2 separate regions of the Homo sapiens genome follow, and region 1 is linked to region 2. A link is an interaction called in ENCODE POLR2A ChIA-PET data of the cell type or tissue named here. Cell type or tissue: Caco-2. All regions are shown on one strand. Links, peaks and the distances in the headings refer to the core of each region. The heading gives the core; the rest is flanking DNA.

Evidence for each region. ChIA-PET counts read pairs that join two places held together with the same protein. Peaks named below come from ENCODE experiments on the same cell type or tissue, not always from the same donor. Only the 100,000 strongest peaks of a DNase experiment are listed, where the experiment ranks them.
Region 1: POLR2A ChIA-PET joins it to region 2 with 5 read pairs; 17 of 35 experiments call an interaction of 5 or more read pairs at or near these places.

The regions. Positions count from the first base shown.
Region 1 is chr5:56,916,059-56,921,443 of GRCh38, forward strand. It overlaps SETD9 (SET domain containing 9), which reads left to right. Exons shown (of 6, transcript NM_153706.4): 6 at 757-1,290. The coding sequence ends at 844. MIER3 (MIER family member 3) reads right to left here. Exons shown (of 13, transcript NM_001297599.2): 13 at 3,545-5,385. Among named protein-coding and RNA genes, the nearest start is that of SETD9, 9.2 kb to the left of the region's middle. In Caco-2, for the core only: no CTCF peak of the experiment used is centred there; a DNase peak (open chromatin) is centred at 2,183.
Region 2 is chr5:57,126,411-57,131,795 of GRCh38, forward strand. No RefSeq gene overlaps it. Among named protein-coding and RNA genes, the nearest start is that of GPBP1, 45 kb to the right of the region's middle. In Caco-2, for the core only: no CTCF peak of the experiment used is centred there; no DNase peak of the experiment used is centred there.

The DNA of each region.
Region 1 (5,385 bases), core at 106-5,105, 210 kb before region 2:
CTCCGGGGCATGATGTTATTAGAACTTTGAATGTATATATGTAACAATATCTAGGCTGGGTGCGGTGGCTCATGCCTGTAATCCCAGCACTTTGGGAGGCCGAGGCGGGCGGATCACAAGGTCAGGAGTTTGAGAACAGCCTGACCAACATGGTGAAACCTCATCTCTACTAAAAATACAAAAATTAGTCAGGCGTGGTGGCACGCACCTGTAATCCCAGCTACTCAGGAGGCTGAGGCAGGAGAATCGCTTGAACCCGGGAGGCAGAGGTTGCAGTGAGCCAAGGTCACACCACTGCACACCAGCCTGGGTGACAGAGTGAGATTCCATCTCAAAAAAAACAAACAATATTTTATGATGTCCAGAAAAAAGCATTTTTTTAAAACTCCAACTAATTTTAAGTAATGTTTTCATTTTTCAGGATATAAGATACAAATGAATGCAAGAAAAACTATAATGTCATTTTAAAATCCTTTTTGTGATACTAGTTTTGGGGGCCTAAACTTAGAAACAATGTTTTCAGAAGAAGTAGTCAGTTGTATAAACATTGATTTGTGATTTTTTAAATGATATAGATATACTCTTTAGAATACCTGCATCAGGAATAAGAACTATTTCCTCATGGAAATCAAATGCATAAACTAAAATGGAAGGAACCTGAGTAAAGTTACCTCTATAAAAGCCATCTTGGTTATATTAAAAATATGAGCTTATATTTGTTAATGCTCTACCTTTTGTATATCTTTTTGTTTTCAGCCCACTTCGATGTGTTGTTCTTGTCGCACTTAGGGACATCAATCAAGGAGAAGAGCTTTTTTCAAACTACTACACAATTGTCAGCTAACTCTGTGAATCAGAAATTATTAGGTTTTCTACTCAGCTATTAATTCTAAGTGTTTTTTGTTAATCACTTCTCTGAGTTCTACCTGTAAAACAAATATTTTGAGACTTAATTGGAATAGGAATTTCTTATGTTTTTGTTGATATTATATTTATGTTCCAATTTCATGATAAAAGCTACTTGCTTCATTACAATTTCAAATTTGTAATGCAATTCCAAGTTTAATTGGTTTTCACCTAAATACACAATAGCTTATTAAATTAAAACCTACTCTTTGAACTTATAATTTCAATTTTTCTTTTGTTTATTTTGTAAGCTCTGTGGTGGTTTATAAAATTGTAGCCAGGCATCAGCAGTTCTTGTAGTACTGCTGATGTGTACAAACTTCTGTAAAAACTTTATTTTTACAGAATTGAGTAAAAAATACCTATTGTGTTGCCATGAGTAAATTGGTGTGTCTATGTATAATGTAAAGATTGCTCTAGCTGGCTGAGGGGAAAATGTGAGGTCATTATTACTATTTTCTTTACTCTTTGAACATTTTCACACCAAAGAAAAGGTGGAAAAAAAGTGCAAGATAGTGTTGGTGGGAGGAACACTTATTCCCCGTGTCTCATGTCTTCATGTGGAGGGCTTCCACTGGTTAATGTTCCTAGCCTCTCTCTCCACCCACTGGAGGGAGATTGACTCCCTGATTATGTTTGGAGAATAACTAGGCACCCATGTCCTATATACCCTTCTAGTTCCTTCCCTGTGGACTCTGGCTGCCAGCAGAAAGAATGTGTCCTGGCAGTTCTCTGCCTTGTGCAGAGAATAGCCTGTAGCCAGCCCAGCCAGTGACAGAGTGAGTCCAGAGGTGTAATATATTGGCAGGCCAACCTGGCTGCAGCCCTGAAGCTACCTTCCCGTTTTATTAGCAATAGTTACTTTGACCTCCATCGACCTGACTCCAGCTCTCTCAGTTCCAAACTTGGATAGGAAGGAGGGTGTTCTTTACTGGATCCCTCAAAAATTCATGGAACCTATATGACCAGATTCTGATTACCTTCACTTCCTTACCACCAGCTTTACTCACCTAGTTTATTGCAATTTCAGTAGCCTCTCAATTGCCTTCCTTGTTTCCACTCCTGTCCCCCTTACAGAACATATCACCAAGTGTGATTCTTTTAAATGAAAGTCAGGTATTGACATACGTCTGCTCAAAACCCTCTCCCTATCATGGAGTAAATGCTGAAGTCCTTCACATGCATAACCTGCTCATGACCTCAAGAGCTCCTCTCCTTTCTCCCCTTGCTCACTCCATCCCAACCCACACCTGCCTCCTGGCCACTCCCCAAACCTGCCAGGCACATTCCCAACCAAGGACTTTTGCACTTAGTTCTCTCTGCCTGTAAACATCTTCCCCCAGACAGCCACATAGCTTGTTCTCTCCCTTCCTGTCACCTCAGTGAGGAGCGTTGCCTCATCACCCCACTGAAATTTACAATCCCTCACTGCTCCCAACCCTGACATATTCCTCATTCTCTTTAGCACTTACCACCAGCAAGCTCAAAAAGCGTACCATAGATGGAAATTATGGCCAAAATGACTTCTAGTAACAGATGTACTAGATTATCCTGCTTCCACAGGCTTTTCCGTCTCCTAAAGCCTGAAAATACTCTGAGCTCTCACATGGCACATTGTTGCATTCTTGCTGTATTCGGAATATGTGTGCTTGTCCCTGCTCTGAAGGCACTTCTGTGCATGTGTCCACCACAGAGCCCTATGTGCTAAGGTCCTTTCGTGTCTGACAAGGAAGGGATGTGGTTTTAGTCAAGTAACCAAAGCAGAGGAGTCAAGATTTTTGCTTTCCTTTTATCCCCTTCTTGGCCTTGTACAAACTTTGGATATTATGGGCAAGCTGATCACTGCATCTTAAAAATGGAACTACATAAAGCTCTGGTCAGAGGAAATGAAATATGGGGACAAACTTGTGAAATAATGGCAAGATAGGAGCTTTAGCTTAAAAAGATGTTTAGGAAAGATAGATATGACTACGGTCAAACTATGAATCGTATGGATAAGGAAGACTAGTTGACCATAAATGTAGTCTGTCAAATAATAATAATATTTGACCAAATTTCAGATCTGTCTGTCTTCATAAAAGACAGTTACCTAGAACAGCGTTTGAAACATAATAAATGTTTCCTGAATTAAACTAAAAGTATAATCCTTACTTTGGGACTTCTTTTTTTTTTTTTTTTTGAGATGGAGTCTCAGTCTGTTGTCCAGGCTGGAGTGCAATGGCAGGATCTCAGCTCACTGCAACCACCACCCCCAGGGTTCAAGCAATTTTCCTGCCTCAGCCTCCTGAGTAGCTGGGGTTACAGGCATGCGCCACCTCGCTCGGCTGATTTTTGTATTTTTAGTAGAGACGGGGTTTCACTATGTTGGTCAGGCTGGTCTTGAACTCCTGACCTCATGATCTGCCCGCCTCGGCCTCTCAAAGTGTTGGGATTACAGGGGGACTTTTATTATAGATGGAAATTATAGAGGATTTAAGGAAAATATTTAATCTACCAACTTCACTATCTATCATATATCTTATTTACTGCATCTAAAACCAATTTAACAGTGGTATAATATCTATCTATTTGCTGTAGCTTAAGATTCATTAAATAAAATATCTGTATTTTTGGCAAATATTCACACAAACCAAGAAAAAAAGATTCCCAGATTTTTATTTCTGGAACTGTACACCAGGTATTAAAGTACAACAAATACAAAATAATGCTCAAAAAAATCAGTGTTTATGTACAAATATTAAAATCAATGCAATAGCAACTTCCTCTTGAACATCTGATACTGAAACTTGTTCTGATTGTCACTAATTTATCTCATACTCACAGGGTACTTATTTCAAACTGGGACAATTGGAATCACTGGTCATCTAAGAGGAATATTAATATCTACCATATTTAACAATAAAACTAATAGTTTCCTCCATTTAGTGAAAAAATTAGGAACTTTTTAAAAAACATAGTAACGTCAATATTTTATAAATTATTTCAATTTCCATTTGTAGACAATGTGCTTTGAAACTCTGGGCAAACAATCTCCTTGGTGGTCAGGTTTATTTGTTAGTTTACATTCAAAGTTGAAATATTCACTAGAGACTTTGGTTAAATTAAATAGTATCACTATGCTCTATTAGATCTGATGTTCTCAAATATTTATGAGCCTCAACATTTTAAAAATTAAAAAGGAAATGATTGCACAATTCTTTGATCTAATTGTACAAATTTTAGTATTTTTTAAACAGTATTCTACATCCTTCAAGTAAATTCAGCAGCTGACCATGACAAGAGGAAAACTAAACATTTAAAAAGCTAGCATGAAAAAGATGAAGTACAACTAACAAATGTATTGCTATAATCACAGCACCAGTTACACTTCTAAATGAATCCACTGTCCTTTTCAAATTCCCTGTACATAAAAGATATATCAGCCAACACTGCAACTGCTCACCATGAATTTTTGGTTTGTTCATAAGAAAATAATGGGGCAAAGGAAAAAAAAACAAAAAGAATTTATCACAGTTTGTTATAAGAATTGTGCTTAACACTTGATAATAAAGGCATTATTGTTTCTTCACATGATTGCAAATCCGGTTGTTTTCTTGCTTCCAAATGCAATTCTTTTAATAAACAGTAACAAATTCTCTGTTAAGATGTTTAAACTGAGAGAAAAAAAAAACCCAGTAAATCCAGCTTTTAAAAGAAAATTCAATAAATAGCTATTTTACATGGATAAAGTCATAGTGGTACAATTTATGAATGTCACATCAAGCATGCACAAAAATGGTATTATACATGGCAGAAGTAGTCAGAAAATATTGAATTAGATCTAAAAAGATATGAAGAATTTACACTTATATACAAAAATCTTGCAAATTATTGCCTCATTTTAACAAGGAATTAAAAGTAAACATTACCAGCTAGTTAGCACTCTCTAAGAGGCTAAAATCAGATTGACATTTAAAAATCTATTAAACTAGCTGGAATTTATTTTTCTCTCATACCATTTTCTGGATTTTGGTCAAAAATCTTTATTTAAATAACTAAAGTGTCCATTCAACTTGCTGATAATCAAAACTTTAGATAAGAAACACTGTTTCCATCTTATATCAAGACCCCAGCAATGCATAGATAAACTGAATATATTACTGCATCAGCTACTGAGAATGGGCATGTTCATTTAAGTGCAACTGGTATTAGCATTCAGTCATCTTTGTGTAAATTATTTATACAGACCAGCCACTGTAAACCCAGAGTGAAAATTAAGGTTATAACAATGGAAGATTATGGCCAGTATCTTACTAAATTATAGAAAGTGTACTGATTTTTAATAAAAGAAATAAGGTTCAAAGTTTAGCACAACAACACAGCAATAAGAAGCTGACAACTTGGATAAAAATACAAGAAAGTAACACAGAGCCCAGGCTACCCATTATTTACTGTGTGCATACAGGAATGCTATACTTCAGATGTATAAATTAGAGACTG
Region 2 (5,385 bases), core at 230-5,229:
TTTTGAAACAGAGTCTCACTCTGTTACCCACGCTGGAGTGCAATGGTGCGATCTTGGCTCACTGCAACCTCCACCTCCCGGGTTCAAGCGATTCTCCTGCCTCAGCCTGCCGAGTAGCTGGGATCACAGGCACCAACCACCACGCCCAGCTAATTTTTGTATTTTTAGTAGAGATGGGGTTTCAACATGTTGGCCAGGCTGGCCTCAAACTCCTGACCTCAGGCGATCCACCCGCCTGGGCCTCCCAAAGTGCTGGGATTACAGGCGTGAGCCACCACGCCCAGCCTCATTCATTACATTTTGAATGTAACTAATTTCATTTCTCCTTAGCTTTAATTTGGGGAATACCTTGCTGTGATCCTCAAGCACATGTGATTTTCCCTTCACTAGTCTTATTTTATCAGTTCTTTTTATTTTAGTTTAGTTTTTAATCACATGCTTTCACTTTGATTTTCCTGTCCTTAAAGAAAGACAGACAGAAAATTTTCAAAGCCATACTCAAGTTTTACAATTTCAGTGATACCTACTTGGCTAAACTTATTACTTTTCTATATTTTAAAATTATACACACAGTTGCTTCTTCTGGATGCAAAGTTAAATGCCACAATGGGAAACAGAGGCCATGAGCTAATACAGCTGTGATGTGTTTGTGTGTTTTTTGTTTGTTTGTTTGTTTTTCAAGATGGAGTCTTGCTCTGTCACCAGGCTGGAGGCTAGTAGCTCGATCTCTGCTCACTGCAACCTCCACCTTCTGGGTTCAAGGGATTCCCCTGCCTTAGCCTCCCAAGTAGCTGAGACTACAGGTGTGCGCCAACATGCCCAGTTAATTTTTTTGTATTTTAGTAGAGATGGGGTTTCCCTGTGTTGGCCAGGATGGTCTCGATCTCCTGACCTTGTGATCTGCCTGCCTCAGCCTCCCGAAATGCTGAGATTACAGGTGTGAGCCACTGCTTGTGATGTGCTTTGATTGTCATTTTTCCTTTGAAAAAATATTTCTGTGGTATCTATTCTGTGCAAGGCACAGATAAATACAACCCACATAGCACCTAGACAAAGAGATAACGATTTTAAGCACAACAGGAGCCTAAGAAAAATAGAATAAAGCAACAAAATTAAAAGAGCATTGCTTTTAGATCTCATGAGAGACCACACAGTTGTTACTTTTAATTGTTATAACAAAGGCCTACAAATTTCTTTGGTTGCCAAAATCAGTCTTCAGAACTAAATTCCATTTCTGGGAGGACCTCAAGTGGTCCTGTTTTCCCTTGGAAAAAGCCCTAGGAAATGCTCAACATATCATCATATCACTTGCATTCAAGGTTGGATTCAAATGAAGGTCTTGGAGGCCCCAAGAATCTTACCTAGGTCAATTCTTCCTCAGGAAATTCCCCCTCAGGTCAATCCATAAAGTCATTATTAGTGTCCTGACTTAAAGCAGAAACCAATTCCTTGAACAAGGTGGGCACAGAAGGAAGAAAACTTCTGGGAGAGAGTGGCTTTAATTTCAACCAACCAAAGGAACAAAGATGCTTTGGAATGTTTTAGGCTGGCTAGTGATACTCCGCAGCAGAAAATAAACCAGCTGGGTGTAGTGGCTCATGCCTGTAGTTCCAATGCTTTGAGAGGCAGAGACAGGATGCCCTTTTGAGGCCAGGAGTTCCAGCCTGGGAAACATAGTGAGACCTTGTCTCTATAAAAAAAGAAGAAAATACAGAAAATAAACCAAAGCCTTGCCCATCATTCTACAAGGGACATATTTCTACACTGGAGATGCCTAAGTTGTCCTTTCCAGTTGAGGAGCTGTATATATTTAAAAAGTAGAACTATATCTGAGATTGAAATACTTCTTCAACCCCCATATACCTCCTTTTTTAGATTCTGTTGACCATTATTAAATCTCCAGATTTCTATATGTTCCTGAAGTTTAATTTGGGAACTTGACCCTCCGAGCAGTATGGAATTTAGAGGCCTGGAATTCTTCTCTACAAACTATTAAGTTCTGAGTGGGAAGCCGAATGACTCAGGTGTGAGTTGAGTTCCCTTTTCAGAGACAGAATGACATGAGATTGACAGCAGGCATTCTGAAGTCACACACACCTGGTTTCAAATCCCAGCTCAGTTACTGACTGGTCATATGACCTTGGGCATGTTACTTAACCAGTCTGAACCTTGGTTCCTCCTCTACAAACTTGGAACAAAAATGATTCCTAACTCACAGGATAATAAGTAGAATTTTCATTATCTATGGCTGTGTAACAAATTATTCCAAAACTTAGTCATTCGAACCAATAATTTCTTTATTTTTCCTTTTTTTTTTTTTTTTTTGAGAGCAATTCAAGGGAAGGGTAAATAGACCCCACCTCTTTTTTTTTTTTTTTTTTTCTTTGAGACGGAGTTTCACTCTTGTTGCCCAGGCTGGAGTGCAATGGCACGATCTCGGCTCACTGCAACCTCTGCCTCCCGGGTTCAAGCGATTCTCCTGCCTCAGCCTCCCAAGTAGCTGGAATTCCAAGCACCCACCACCATGCTCAGCTAATTTTTTTTTTCTTTTTGTATTTTTAGTAAAGACGGGGTTTCACTGTGTTGGACAGGCTGGTCTTGAACTCCGGCCTTCAGGTGATCCACCCACTTTGGCCTCCCAAAGTGCTGGGATTACAGGCATGAGCCACCGGGCCCGGTCTTTTTTTTTTTTTTTTGAGACGCAGTCTCACTCTGTTGCACAGGCTGGAGTGCAGTGGCACGATCTTGACTCACTGCAACCTCTGCCTCCAGAGTTCAAGCAATTCTCGTGCCTTAGCCTCCCGAGTAGCTGGGATTACAGGCGCGTGCCACCACGCACTGCTGATTTTTGTATTTTTAGTAGAGATGTGGTTTCGCCATGTTGGCCAGGCTGGTCTTGAACTTCTGACCTCAGGTGATCCACCCACCTTGGACTCCCAAAGTGCTGGGATTACACGCGTGAGCCACTGCGCCCAGCTGCTTCAATTTTTCATCTACAAAATAGCAGTAACAAGTATATCTACCTCACAGAATTATTATAAAGGTTAAATGAAATATTACATGTAGGCCGGGGGTGGTGGCTCACGCATGTAATCCTAACACTTTGGGAGGCCAAGGCGGGCAGATCCCTTGAGGCCAGGAGTTCAATACCAGCCTGGCCAACATGGCGAAACCCCGTCTCTTCTAAAAATATAAAAATTAGCCGGGCATGGTGGTGCACGTCTGTAATCCTAGCTACTCAGGAGGCTGAGGCAGGAGAATTGCTTGTACCCGCGAGGCATAAGTTGCAGTGAGCTGAGATCAAGCCACTGCACTCCAGCCTGGGTGACAGAGCAAGACTCCATCTGAAAAAAAAAAAATAAAATGAAATGTGACATGTAAAAAGCATAGAAAAGTTGATTTAAAAAAGAAATTTTTTGTAGCCCGGCGTGGTGGCTCAAGCCTGTAATCCCAGCACTTTGGGAGGCCAAGGCGGGTGGATCACCTGAGGTCGGGTGTTCGAGACCTGCCTGACCAACATGGAGGATACAAAAAAATACAAAAATCTCTACTAAAAATACAAAATTAGCCAGGCATGGTAGTGAATGGCTATAATCCCAGCTACTCCGGAGGCTGAGGCAGGAGAATAGCTTGAACCCAGGAGGTGGAGGTTGCGGTGAGCCGAGATTGCACCATCGCACTCCAGCCTGGGCAATAAGAGCAAAACTCTGTCTGAAAAAAAAAAAAAGAAAAAGAAATTTTTCAGCTGGGCGCAGTGGCTCACGCCTGTAATCCTAGCACTTTGGAAGGCTGAGGCATGTGGATTACCTGAGGTCAAGAGTTCGAGACCAGCCTGGCCAACATGGTGAAACCCCGTCTCTACTAAAAATACAAAAATTAGCCAGGTGTGGCGGCACACACCTGTAATCCCAGCTACTCAGGACACTGAAGCAGAAGAATTGCTTGAACCCAGGAGATGGAGGTTGCAGTGAGCCGAGATCATGCCACTGCACTCCAGCCTGGATGACAGAGGAGACTCTGTCTAAAAAAAAAAAAAAAAAAAAAAAGAAATTATTCTTCAGACTTACTGTGGTACATATATAAGGTATGGTTCTAGGTAATTTTCTCCAGGCTGTTAACTAGTTGTCTCAACATTCATAAAATAATCCTTTCTTTTATTTAGTAGTGTCTTTGTGTTATACATTAAATGATCATTTGTAATAAGGTTCTATTTCTGATGTTCCTATTTCAGTCCCATGAATCTATTTATTTCTTCTATTATTTAAATCATTGTTGCATCACAATGTCATTTACCATCTTGACAGCGACTGTCTCCTCTTTACTCTCGTTTTTAAAGCTATTCTTTGATACCTTAAACTGTTTAGTGAATTTTTTTTATTTTTTAAGACAAACTCTCACTCTGTCACCCAGACTGGAGTGCAGTGGTACAATCTTAACTCACCACAGCCTCAATCTCCCAGGCTCAAGTGATCCTCCTGCCTCAGGCTCCTGAGGAGCTAGGACTAAAGGCATGTGCTACTACACCTGGCTAATTTTTTAAAATTGTTTTTTTGTAGAGACAAGGTCTCACTATGTTGCCCAGGCTCGTCTCCACCTCCTGGGCTTTAAGTGATCCTCCCACCTCAGCTTCCCAAATTGCTAGTGTTATAGGTGTGAGCCACCGTGCCCAGCCTAGTGAACTTTTTGTTTTGTCTCACTCATAGCTGTGACCAGTGAACTTTATATCAGTTTCATCTACTTCTAAGAAAAATCTTATTGGCTTAGCATGCTGTTCAAAGTCCTAAAAAAATAAAAATAAAAATCATATTAGTATTTTGATTGGAATGATGTTTAGTTAAAACTTTATGTGAAAATATATTATTTTTCTTTTTTCTCCTTCCAGAACCCTTTAGCTCATGTCATCTTTAAATTTCCAGTAATACAATCCTTTTCTTTTTTACTTTTTTTTTTTTTTTGAGACGGAGTCTCACTCTGTCACCCACGCTGGAGTGCAGCAGCGTGATCTAGGCTCACTGCAACCTCTGCCTCCCGGGTTCAAGTGATTCTTGTGCCTCAGTCTCCCAAGTAGCTGGGACTACAGGTGTGCACCACCATGCCAGCTAATTTTTGTATTTTTTAGTAGAGACAGGGTTTGACCATGTTGGTCAGGCTGGTCTCAAACTCCTGGCCTCAAGTGATCCACCCACCTTGGCCTCCCAAAGTGCTAAGATTACAGGTGTGTGCCACTGTGCCTGGCCTCAGTAATACAATCTTTCCTTAAGTATATTCTGGGCTTTTTTTTGTTTGTTTGTGGTTTTTTTGTTTCTTTGTTTTTGTTTTGTTTTGTTTTTTAGTATGCCTGTCTTGGCACCTTAAGTATATTCTCAAGGTTTTTTTGTCCTTTTA